Regions from separate parts of the Homo sapiens genome. Here regions 2 and 3 are each linked to region 1. Evidence: chromatin contacts called from ENCODE Hi-C or POLR2A ChIA-PET data. All regions are on one chromosome and are shown on one strand. Each heading gives the region's core, a stretch centred on a gene start or an enhancer-like site at or near the end of the contact. The rest is flanking DNA. Distances are from core to core; before and after follow the strand shown. Region 1 overlaps TNFRSF19 (TNF receptor superfamily member 19). Region 2 overlaps LOC124903135 (a long non-coding RNA gene). Region 3 overlaps MIPEP (mitochondrial intermediate peptidase).

Region 1 (3,399 bases), core at 506-3,005:
GTAGACCCCAGTTTTTGAGACAGTAAACATCTCTGAATGCCTTAGCTGTTAAACTACTGGAAAACATCTAAGTTTTGGAGAAAAGACTAATACTGTTATTACACTATGGAAAGGCCGGCATAGTCATGTGCTAAGAAAGTCAAGAAATAGATCTTATTTTAGAGGGCAGTACTGCTTTGTGGTTCAGGGCAGATTCTGAACCCCATGGCCTGGGTCAACCTCTACCTGTGTGACCTTGAGACACTGACTGGAATTTCAAGTTGCCATCTGTTCAAATGGAGGTAATAATAGTGACTGGCTCATGTGTTATGTAAAGTGTGTGGGACTGGCTGTGCTGTAGAATCATTAGCCACTGTAATGATGATGATAGTAATTACCATTTTAAAACTATCCTGAGGGTACCAGGATAAACAAACTCATTTAAATCAGAGATCTATATCTAGTGCAGTTAAACAGCATATCCTACTTAACTAACCCCAAAATAATGAGAGAAATGGATTTAAAAGGGGCATGAATCTACACAGAGGGGCAGTTACATTTTCTCTTTCCCAAGCAGATGCCCTGAGTGAGCTGAGGGGCCCTCACTCTGCTTCCCCGGCAGGTGCTGCTCACCACAGGAGCCTCCCCTCGACTGAAGATTACTCCAGGTAGAGGTATAATGTGTGCTTCACATGTCATTTCAGGTTGTCTAGGAACCACATTTAAAACGTAAAAGAGAGGCAAGGTGCGGTGGCTCATGCCTGTAATCCCAGCACTTTGGGAGGCTGAATTGAGAGGATCCCTTGAGCCTATGAAGCTGCAGTGAGCTGTGATCGCACCACTGCGCTCCAGCCTGGACGACAGAGCGAGACTCTGTCTCAAGAAAAAAAGAAGAAGAAGAAGAAGAAGAAACAGGTAAAATTAACTTTAGTCTATTTTACTTAGCCAATATATCTTAAATATTGCATTTCAATATGTATTCAATATAAAAATTATTTATGACATATTTTGCGTTCTCTATTTTGTATTAAAATTTTAAAATCCGGTGTGGTTTTAAAGACACAGCTCATCTGAATTCAGACTAGCCACACTTCAAATGCTCAGTAGCCACATGTGGCTAATGGCTATCATAATGGACACTGCAACTCTAGAGATTGAAGGTCTGTGTCTATATTTGTACAAGATGGCACCTAAACACAAGCCAATTTGTCATCTGGTGCCTTTCTCCTTCTCCCTGGCTACACACCCCTCACTCCCAATAAGATCGTATGACACCTGAGACTACAGCCCCAGAGAGAAACACTTGGGTTAATATTACTGAATCATAAAAACAGGATAGCAGGAACTATCATCTTGGAGCATGAGTCTTGGTATTTCCAGTCTCAGTGATTCTAGGCCACACATATAAAAGTCTCTTATTGCCATCTGGGAAGGCACACACACCATATGTTTTGGGCTTAGATGAATAAGGCTCATAATCCAATCATACATTTTAAAGGACATTTATTTGTAAACATGTTTAATATTCACAAAATATATTTCATCACTTCTAACTCTATAGAACACTATAATAAGCAAACGGCACACACTAAATGTTCATTATACAGCAAGCTAAAAAAAATTACAACCCTGACCTGATAGAGATTAAATCTAATCTGAAACAGCCTCTATCACTGGACAGAGTCACAAAAGGCCATATGAGCACAAGCACAGCTGTGCAAACACTGAAAATGCATAACTGGAGAGGAACTTGCATCCCACGCAAGTTGAAATAGCAGCCACAGAGAAGGGGAAGTGACTTGGAAATGAAAGCATTATCCATCTGGACCAAATGGTGAAGCTGTGGGAAGCTGTCATTTACATTGGTGAGGAAGGCGTTCACTTCAGAGGGAGAAGAGTCTCCTTAGCTTAAATTTTTGCTCAAATAACCCAGCCCTACACAATATGGGGTTTTGGCAATAGCTGTCGTAAAAATGAAGCTTAATACATGATTTGAGTGGAGGACTTCAAAGTTCTCAACTGTTGTAACCATTAAGCTCATCAATTGACACAAAACTGGATATTCAGAAAAATCCTGGTAAGAATAGGGATTTTGGGTTAAAGTAGTATCATAATTAGAGTCCTTTAAGTTCTTATTGTTTAAAATCCTTCTATAATACATTCGTCAACTTATTTTCCTTAATATAAAAGGAACTGTCTCTAACTTACAGATAGGTTAAAATGTCCCAAAAGTGGAGATTTTCTTCTTAATTTGGTGGTTTGTAACTCAGGATTTATGTTCTCTAAACGTGTCTTGTTAACACATATCTAATACTATAGGGCACAATACTGTAATGTCAATGATATATAGTTGCCACAGTAATATCAATTTTAAAGGAAAAGTACATCCAATATGCCCCTTCTCCACACATTTCCCCAGGCAGTGACATCTAAAGATGAACAAGAAAAATATACAAGTTTTACTTCTTGATTTTTGACACCTATATAACAACAGGCATCTTATTGATCCAAACACCCTCAGAGAGTGCTCATGGGAAGTAGGGCTCTGGAAACTGCCTTCTTGATTCTTGTTTATATGTATGAGTTTATGGTAACACTCAGAGCAAACATTCTTTTTTTCTAGGAAATGGGTTCGTCATTTTTAGTTCATCATTTTTAGCTTTGTCACATATAGCAATGCAGACATAAATAGGAGATTGAACTGAATATCATTTGATTTTAGAACAGCTCTAGAAACTAATTCTTTTTAGTTTCTAGTAAAAAAACTATTTTCTTATAATTCTTTATGACTTGAGCAGCAAAAAACAAAAACAAAAACAAAAACAAAACAAAACCAAAAATAAGGGGGGGGGGCAGATTTATACTAGCTATATAAAGTGGCTTCCACTCTATAAAGTTTTTGTTAATTGAGATATTGCTGATAATTCCTAAGAAAAGAACTTATCTACGCTAAAGGAAAAGGTATTGTTTTGCTAACCTGTGGCAATGATACTGAGATGAAAGATTCTTTCCACTCACATGCCTTGACTAAATGCCCCATTCTAGTTCACTAAGCAGACTGAATGCCAGCCAGGAATTCTGCCCGTATCTTATTAGGATTCCGAAAGTACTTCTGAAGAAGTGGAAATAGGAAGGTCCACATGCCTTGGAAAGTTTTTAACTTTTCTGGAATACAAAATATTTCTTACTCTAACCAATTAAGTTATTAAATTCCACCATAATGTTAGCACTACCCTTTAGCAATTTACTTCAGAGCAAGGATTGTTTTCTTTCAGCTTAAATTTTACCTACATTACATGGGTTCACTTTTATATTATGCATCTCCTTAGGAGTTCAACTCAACTGAACAATTATGTCCTGAGTGTCTATTACGAGTACGACATCCTACAAGGCATTAAAAAAGTTTGAGGAAAATCTGAA
Region 2 (3,399 bases), core at 530-3,029, 150 kb after region 1:
GATGAAATTGAGCTGCCTTCCCTGCTCTGTGAAAGGTAAATGATAGAAATGCAAAGGAGTGTTCGAACCGTAACTAAATAAGGTGGGGGTTAGTCTCAGAGCCTAGGAACCTGAGGGGCTGGGGCAGGAAGACTGTTCAGGTTCCCAGTGTAGCTCCTGCACAGCCTCAATGGTGAGCACAGAGGAAAGGCGGAGGGCGGGTTGGGCTAGGCTGGACTGCAGATGCAGAGAAGAGAAGGGAGCTGTGGGGGTGGCCACAGAGACTCAGTGTAGGCTTTGAAGCTGAAGGGGAAGATCCTGGAAGTGGTCCCAGGGCAAAGAGATCACTTAAGGGCTATCCAGTTTACCCAAAGACATCTTTGACCATCATAGAAGGGTGACGAGTGAGAGACAATTTGTCTGTTCTCCTACTGGAGTCTGAGAACTTAGACCTCTGGTGCTCTAAGTTGAAGGGAAGAAGATCACAGTCAGCTGTCTCTGTGATGGGGAGCAGAATGTCCAGTCCTTCCAGGATCATTTTTTCATTTGTAAAGTCAGAGTGATTTTAAAGCAAGTTGTGGGCATGTATTGGTGGCAGGTGAGGGGGGACGGTCTTTCCTGGTCAGCAGGCTGTGAGAGTGGTGTTCTCTGCAGCAAAGGAGGATCATGGCATTGAAGATCATCTTCAACCTATGGGTTCTCTAGAATCTGAATACTGGAGCCTGTGACCTGGGATTGATTTAGGGTTTATGAATTGGCATAGGAAGTGGGAGAAGCATTGGGAGGCAGAAAACCTGGATTTGAATCCTGGCACTACCCCTTTGTAGCTGTTTTACCAAAGTTTGTGAAAGTCCTTGGCACACTGCCTGGCACAGAGACTAAGGATTGAATATGGGTATCGTTGATTCTTTCTTCTCTGGTGCTTACAGTGTATTAGACTTCCCCACATTCTCTCTTGTCAAGTGGCAAAAATAGATTATGCCCAGTAAATAAAGACATAAATCGAGGCACAGAAGAGTTAAGAAGTTTGACTGAGATTATATAGGAGATAATCAAGTGGATCTTAAAGTGTTCAGAATTTCTATGATCATTTTTATTTACAAAGTGGCTAACATTTTTAGTTTATTCTCTACAATATGTCTCACAGTCCAATATTTCTGTTGTTAAATAATAACAACAGTGAATTGCTTTTGACCACTTTTGATTGCACTGGATCCCATCTCTAGGATGCAGAGACTAAGGTGGAGAATGGGATTTAGGCCAGCAAACCCAGAGCCCCCACTTTAATCCTACCAGACAGAGTGAGAGGAAGAGGGTGGGGCTCATGGAGTCAAGTTACAGATAGCTGGCCTCTCTGGGGAATGGCTAATGGTCTACTGCAGGGCTGTAGTCAACTTCAGGCATCTAGGGGAAGCAGATGGAATGAGGTGAGAGCTCCGAAATAGGACATTTGGGATTGTCAAAATGGCTAACACGAATCAAGTCTTTACAACCCAGTGTGTTGGAACCATTGTGGCAGGGTGGTTGGGATGGGGAAGAGGTGGTTCATTCTGGAAGTAACATAAATTGATATTAAATAAAGAGCCTAGTCATTGCTTCTTCCAGAAGCGATGGTCATGTGTTCCATGAGTCCCCACTGAGGTGACCTATGCTTTTCTGTGAATAGTACTTCTGCAAAAAGATTTTTGCACCACCTGCTGGCAAAGAACAGTGATCTTGCTGCTCATTGAAGAAAAGTCACACGCTTAAACTGCTAGTGAGCAAGGCACAGGGAGATCAAAACTGACTTTGGTGGGAACATGTAGCTACCACTCCTGCCTGGCATCCAATTCCTTGTCACCACCTTGTTAACAAGTTTTAAATTGTGCCAGGTGATACACACAGGTGGTTTCTTTCTGAAAGTGTCATAACAATATGAGAAGATTATTCTGGATTATGTTAGTGAGAAAGAGAATATTATTTTCAGTGATTAAGAGACAGGCTATCTAGTACTCATTTCTAACATACAGACTAATCTTTTTTTGGAAAGCATGTCTAGGCTACTCTTATTTTAAAATGCTGAAGCAACATCATTTATGCATTTGTTTGTTTGCTTATTGCCAAGGAACCATTTAGATGTTCCCGATTGAGCAAGACTTCTGGAACAATCTAGGAGTTTCATGTTCTACCTTGAGAGTGTGAAGTGGCTTTCTGGGTGAGATTTCCAGAGAACACATTGAGACATTTTTATTGTGCTCATTTTGCTGCTCAGAAGGAAATTGGCTTTTCCTTTTCTCTGCAGGGATGAATAATCTGAACTCATTTAATAGGGAGTCAAACAGACTGAAGACTTTGCCCACAACAATTTCAGATTCAACCCATCTCTACCACTGTTCTTTGATACTCTATGGCAGGAAATGTGGACTGAGGAGTGAGAAACTATCAAAGCTGCAAGTGGTGCACCTGGAGTTCAGAACTGGAATATTCCTTTTCTTCCTTTCCCACACACAAACCTTATCTTGCATGAGGGAGTAGTGGTTTATGAGTAAATATGATGGAATTCAAATACTTTTCTTAAGGAAGAGTCATCCTGTTTTCTAATTCGATGCAATGCATGATTAGAACAAATTTGTTGATTCTCTGACTCTATTTTTGTGAGTTTCTTTTGATTGTTGCCGGCAATCCCCCTTCCATCCTTAGTCTCCAGTCTCTTTCATGCATTGCTACCACTCTATCCCATTCTGTTTCACTTCACTCAACACTTGTTGAATAGTTACATTGTAAAGGGTCTGTACTTGAAAGACATTAGAGGAGACACAAAAATGAAGATAGCGCTCCTACCTTCAAAGAAACTGGCCCGTACTTTGGGTGAGAGACATGCACCCAAATCTCCTTTGCACAATCATGTGTTGCTTAACGACAGGGATGCAGGCTGAGAAATGTGTCGTTAGGCGATTTCATTGTTGTGTAAACATCATAGTGTGCACTTACACAAACCTAGTTGGTAGAGCTTACTACACACCTAGGCTGTGTGGTATGGCCTCTTGCTCTTAGGCTACAAACCTGCACAGCATGTGACCCTACCAAATACTGTAGGCAGTTGTAACACAATGGTAAGCATGTGTGCGTCTAAACATGTCTAAACACAGAAAAGGTATAGTAAAAATACGGTATAAAAGATAAAAAATGGTACACCTGACCTGGTGCGGTGGCTCGCGCCTGTAATCCCAGCACTTTGGGAGCCCGAGGCAGGCAGATCACGAGGTCAGGAGATCGAGACCATCCTGGCCAACACGGTGAAACCCCGTCTCTACCAAAAATACAAAAAAATTAGCCCGGCGTGGTGGCGGGCGCCTGTAGTCCCAGCTACTCAGGAGGCTGAGGCAGGAGAATGGCGTGAACCCGGGAGGCGGAGCTTGCAGTGAGCAGAGATCACACCAC
Region 3 (3,399 bases), core at 900-3,399, 140 kb before region 1:
GCATATAACTTATGTGTAATTTGAGGGCTTCCCATGTTAAGATTGCTTGATTTCTAGAGAAGATTCTTAAGCTGACACTGCTGTTACCATGATTATGTATGCAAAGGAAAGTAACCACTGTACCAGCTTGGAGATGGAGTGCAGCTAGTGGTGAACCCTGTTGTTTACATAGTGTGCTCATCCGGATTAACTTTCAAACATGCCTCTTAACCATGTGGAAAGATGAGAATAGGGAGATGAAATCAATATAATGGAAGAGTGCAGAGAGATTTTGAGAGTACTGTTACATTTACTACGTGGAGTTTTTTTGTTTTTTTTTTTTAGTAGTCCCAAAAAGAAGAAAAATTTAAAACCTACCATGAGAAAATGGCATTGTTATGCACAATTTTGGTGTTAATGCTTTAATATATTATTACTACTAGAGTTTCTTTTCTTTCCTGTTCTCTCATTCCCTTGATAGTCAATTTTTGTTTGTTTGGTTTTTTTTTGAGATGGAGTCTCGCTCTGTTGCCAAAGCTGTAGTGCAGTGGAACGATGCCAGCTTACTGCAACCTCTGCCTCCCCGGTTCAAGCAATTCTCATGCCTCAGCCTCCCCAGTAGCTGGGATTACAGGCATGCACCACCGCCCTGATAATTTTTGTATTTTTGGTAGAGATGTGGTTTCGCCATATTGGCCAGGCTGGTCTTGAACTCCTGGCCTCAAGTTATCCGCCCACCTCGGCCTCCCAAAGTGCTGGAATTACAGGCGTGACTCACTGCATCCTGCCGATAGTCAATTTTTAAGAGCTTCTTTGTTCGATATATAGAGCATACATGTATATACATATACACACACACATATATATATAATATATGAAGATAGGTGACATTTAAACACTCAAGCATATTAACAATTGTGTGTGTATATGTATGACAGGGTCTTGCTCCATCACTTAGGCTGGAGTGCATTGGCATGATTATGGCTCATTGCAGCCTTAACCTCAAGGCTCAACTGACCCTCCTGTCTCGGTTTCCCAGGTAGCTAGGACTACAGGCGCTCATCACCACACCCCACTCCCAGCTTTTTTTTTTTTTTTGGTAGAGATGAGGTTTCACTATGTTTCACAGGCTAGTCTTAAACTCCTGGCCTCAAGTGGTCCTCCTACCTCAGCTTCTCAAATGTTTTTGTGTTTTTAATTTTAACTGTATATCTTAAAGCTGTTCATGGGTGACTTTACAACTTTATTTCAGTTGTTAATATAAAAGTGTAGCACCACGTATTGACCTCATGTAGCATCAAGTATATAATGATTTTACCTTAAAAGCGTTAATTTTAGAATAGTTGATAAGACATGAAGATAAGAAAATAATTATCCATTAAGTGATTTCTGTCATCTAGATTAAAATGTCAATCAGATTGTTCCCATTAGTTATTTTTAAACTAAGACAGGTAAGTAACCGTGATCATATGGGGAGTCCTTATACAGAAATCTTAGGGTTGCTTTGGACCTTGGCTATTTTTATCCCACACTTGTTCAGATGTTGGTTGAAAGAATGGCATAAGGGTCTGTTTTTAAATGTATAAACAAATATATTGTCTATTAAACAATAGGACTGGAGCCCCAGGCGGGTTAAATATTTACTGCTCTCTCTCCAGAGTATTCAATTTAAACTATTTGGTAAAAATGCTTATTCCTCCTATTCTTTTTTTTTTTCTTCGCCCTGGGGAAGAAGTTTCCTCCTATTCTTATGCCCCAGCTCTCCTGCAAATGGAAAGTCTCTTCCATGAGGTGAAGTTAGTGCCTGGGCTGAGCTAGCTTGGAATATTTGATGTTGCTAAGCAAACATCAGGTTAAAGAAAACAATATTTATTTTTGTTTTTATCTTAAATACGAAGAAAGACCATATGGTGCATATCTAGAAACACCTAAGTGGTTAATTGCATGTTAAATTTCTTTCCTCTTTGCCTGCATAAACAACTGAAAAAATATTTACTTTCTGTGTCATGCTAGGTTTATTTATGACTTTGTAACTAAAACACAGAAGTGTTATAAATTGAAACTTTAATCTCATGATTGACTCATTTTCTAAAAATTTATATGGTTTCAGTTTGTGGGACAGCTGCAACTCTAGATTTCAGTGATTTAAAACATGAGGAAATTATGACTACCCGGTTGTTTTTTTAATATGGTCCTTTGAGCCAAATCACCAACTTTCATTTTTGTCTTGGTTTTCATGAATAATGCTGCCCTTTTTTTCTTCTCGGCCTGCAATTTGACAAGCTAGATATAAGGAACTAAAAATCCAGGCTATTAGTAGAAGTTATTTCTTTACCAGGTAAACTTTTGTATCTTAAATGATGCACATGTGTCTTTTAGATTTAGGCTGTTTCTATTTCAGGAAGCGTTTTCTCTGGTAATTTTCTGAGGTAAGTCCCGTTTTTACTCACAAGGAATGAGAGCCGGACACAGGGACCATTGTGATGCCTCTTTACCTTTATGCCTTATCACCAACAGGGAGTTAAGGCAGCGTTAGCAATATGAGGAAGGCTCCAGTTGAGTGTTGTTAATTTTTAATTTTAATTTTATGTTGAGTAAGTAATACATATGCATGATTAAAAAATCACAGGGTGTCAAAAGCTTTACAATACAGTCTCCCTCCTCCTCAGGTCCCTTTCTCTGGAGGCAGCCTGGGGTACTATATCACACTGATTTGAAGATGAATTACCTCGGTTCAACATAAATTTAAAGACATAAAATCTGCAGTTCTCAGTCACTTCCTCCTCTTAATATTCTTCTTGCCTTTTCTCATGGATAGAGCAGCTCTAGACTGGACTCACAGTCTTCCCCTAATGAGCGTCCTAGGAAGTATCTGCTATACAACTCTCAAATCCACACAACATTAGTGAGGTCTTTTCTAAATACAGATTTGAGTGTGACGTCCCTTCCCTTAAAACCCTCAATGGCTTCCATTGATCTTAAGCTAAAGGCCAGAGTCCTTTGCCCACTTGCAAGTTCCTGCGTGGTCTGGTCACCCAAGCTTCCTCCAGCAGGACACAGCCTGCTTCCTTTGGCACTGGAGTCTTGGCACTTGTTTCTGCTGCCTGGAGTGCTCTCTTTCTGCTCCCTTTGCCTTCTGCTTGAACCATCATTTCTCCAGACCTGGCCAGCCTCTGTTACAGTCTCCCAGGGCTGGGGTCCTTCCCTTAAGATGGGTCATCTCAGTTTATAATGTATTGATGCCATTTGATTCATTTCTATCTTCCCAACTGGAGTGAACCTCAAAGAACAGCATGGCTCATTTCTGATTTGTTTATTGTTTTCCCAGGGCCCTGAACAGTTAGTAGTATGTACCCAATAAATATTTACTGAGAAATGTTTTTACATTTTTATTGAGATATAATGTACATAAAGTACACA

What was found. Hi-C counts contacts between places; a loop is a spot of excess contacts on that map. ChIA-PET counts read pairs that join two places held with the same protein, here RNA polymerase II (POLR2A). Pooled maps may share reads with other maps.
Region 2: a loop to region 1 is called in a map of HepG2, with 9 times the contacts of the local background. The contact joins two enhancer-like sites. A Hi-C loop is called at or near these places in 1 of 168 maps with a recorded cell type or tissue (HepG2) and 2 of 50 pooled maps. POLR2A ChIA-PET finds 5 or more read pairs at or near these places in 2 of 52 experiments (Caco-2 and HEK293T).
Region 3: a pooled map shows a loop between it and region 1 (2.0-fold over the local background). The contact joins two enhancer-like sites. A Hi-C loop is called at or near these places in 2 of 50 pooled maps. POLR2A ChIA-PET finds 5 or more read pairs at or near these places in 3 of 52 experiments (CD8-positive, alpha-beta T cell, IMR-90 and Panc1).

The regions. Positions count from the first base shown.
Region 1 is chr13:23,655,172-23,658,570 of GRCh38, reverse strand. All of the region lies in intron 5 of TNFRSF19 (TNF receptor superfamily member 19), which reads right to left. Among named protein-coding and RNA genes, the nearest start is that of TNFRSF19, 86 kb to the right of the region's middle. Within about 2 kb of position 1,755, at least 2 of the 41 ENCODE cell types and tissues checked have a DNase peak (open chromatin) inside an H3K27ac peak, as active enhancers do; they include IMR-90, where a contact is called at or near this core.
Region 2 is chr13:23,509,456-23,512,854 of GRCh38, reverse strand. The region is part of intron 1 of LOC124903135 (a long non-coding RNA gene); the gene reads right to left. Among named protein-coding and RNA genes, the nearest start is that of LINC00327, 42 kb to the right of the region's middle. Within about 2 kb of position 1,779, at least 3 of the 41 ENCODE cell types and tissues checked have a DNase peak (open chromatin) inside an H3K27ac peak, as active enhancers do.
Region 3 is chr13:23,793,506-23,796,904 of GRCh38, reverse strand. All of the region lies in intron 16 of MIPEP (mitochondrial intermediate peptidase), which reads left to right. Among named protein-coding and RNA genes, the nearest start is that of PCOTH, 94 kb to the left of the region's middle. Within about 2 kb of position 2,149, at least 5 of the 41 ENCODE cell types and tissues checked have a DNase peak (open chromatin) inside an H3K27ac peak, as active enhancers do; they include IMR-90, where a contact is called at or near this core.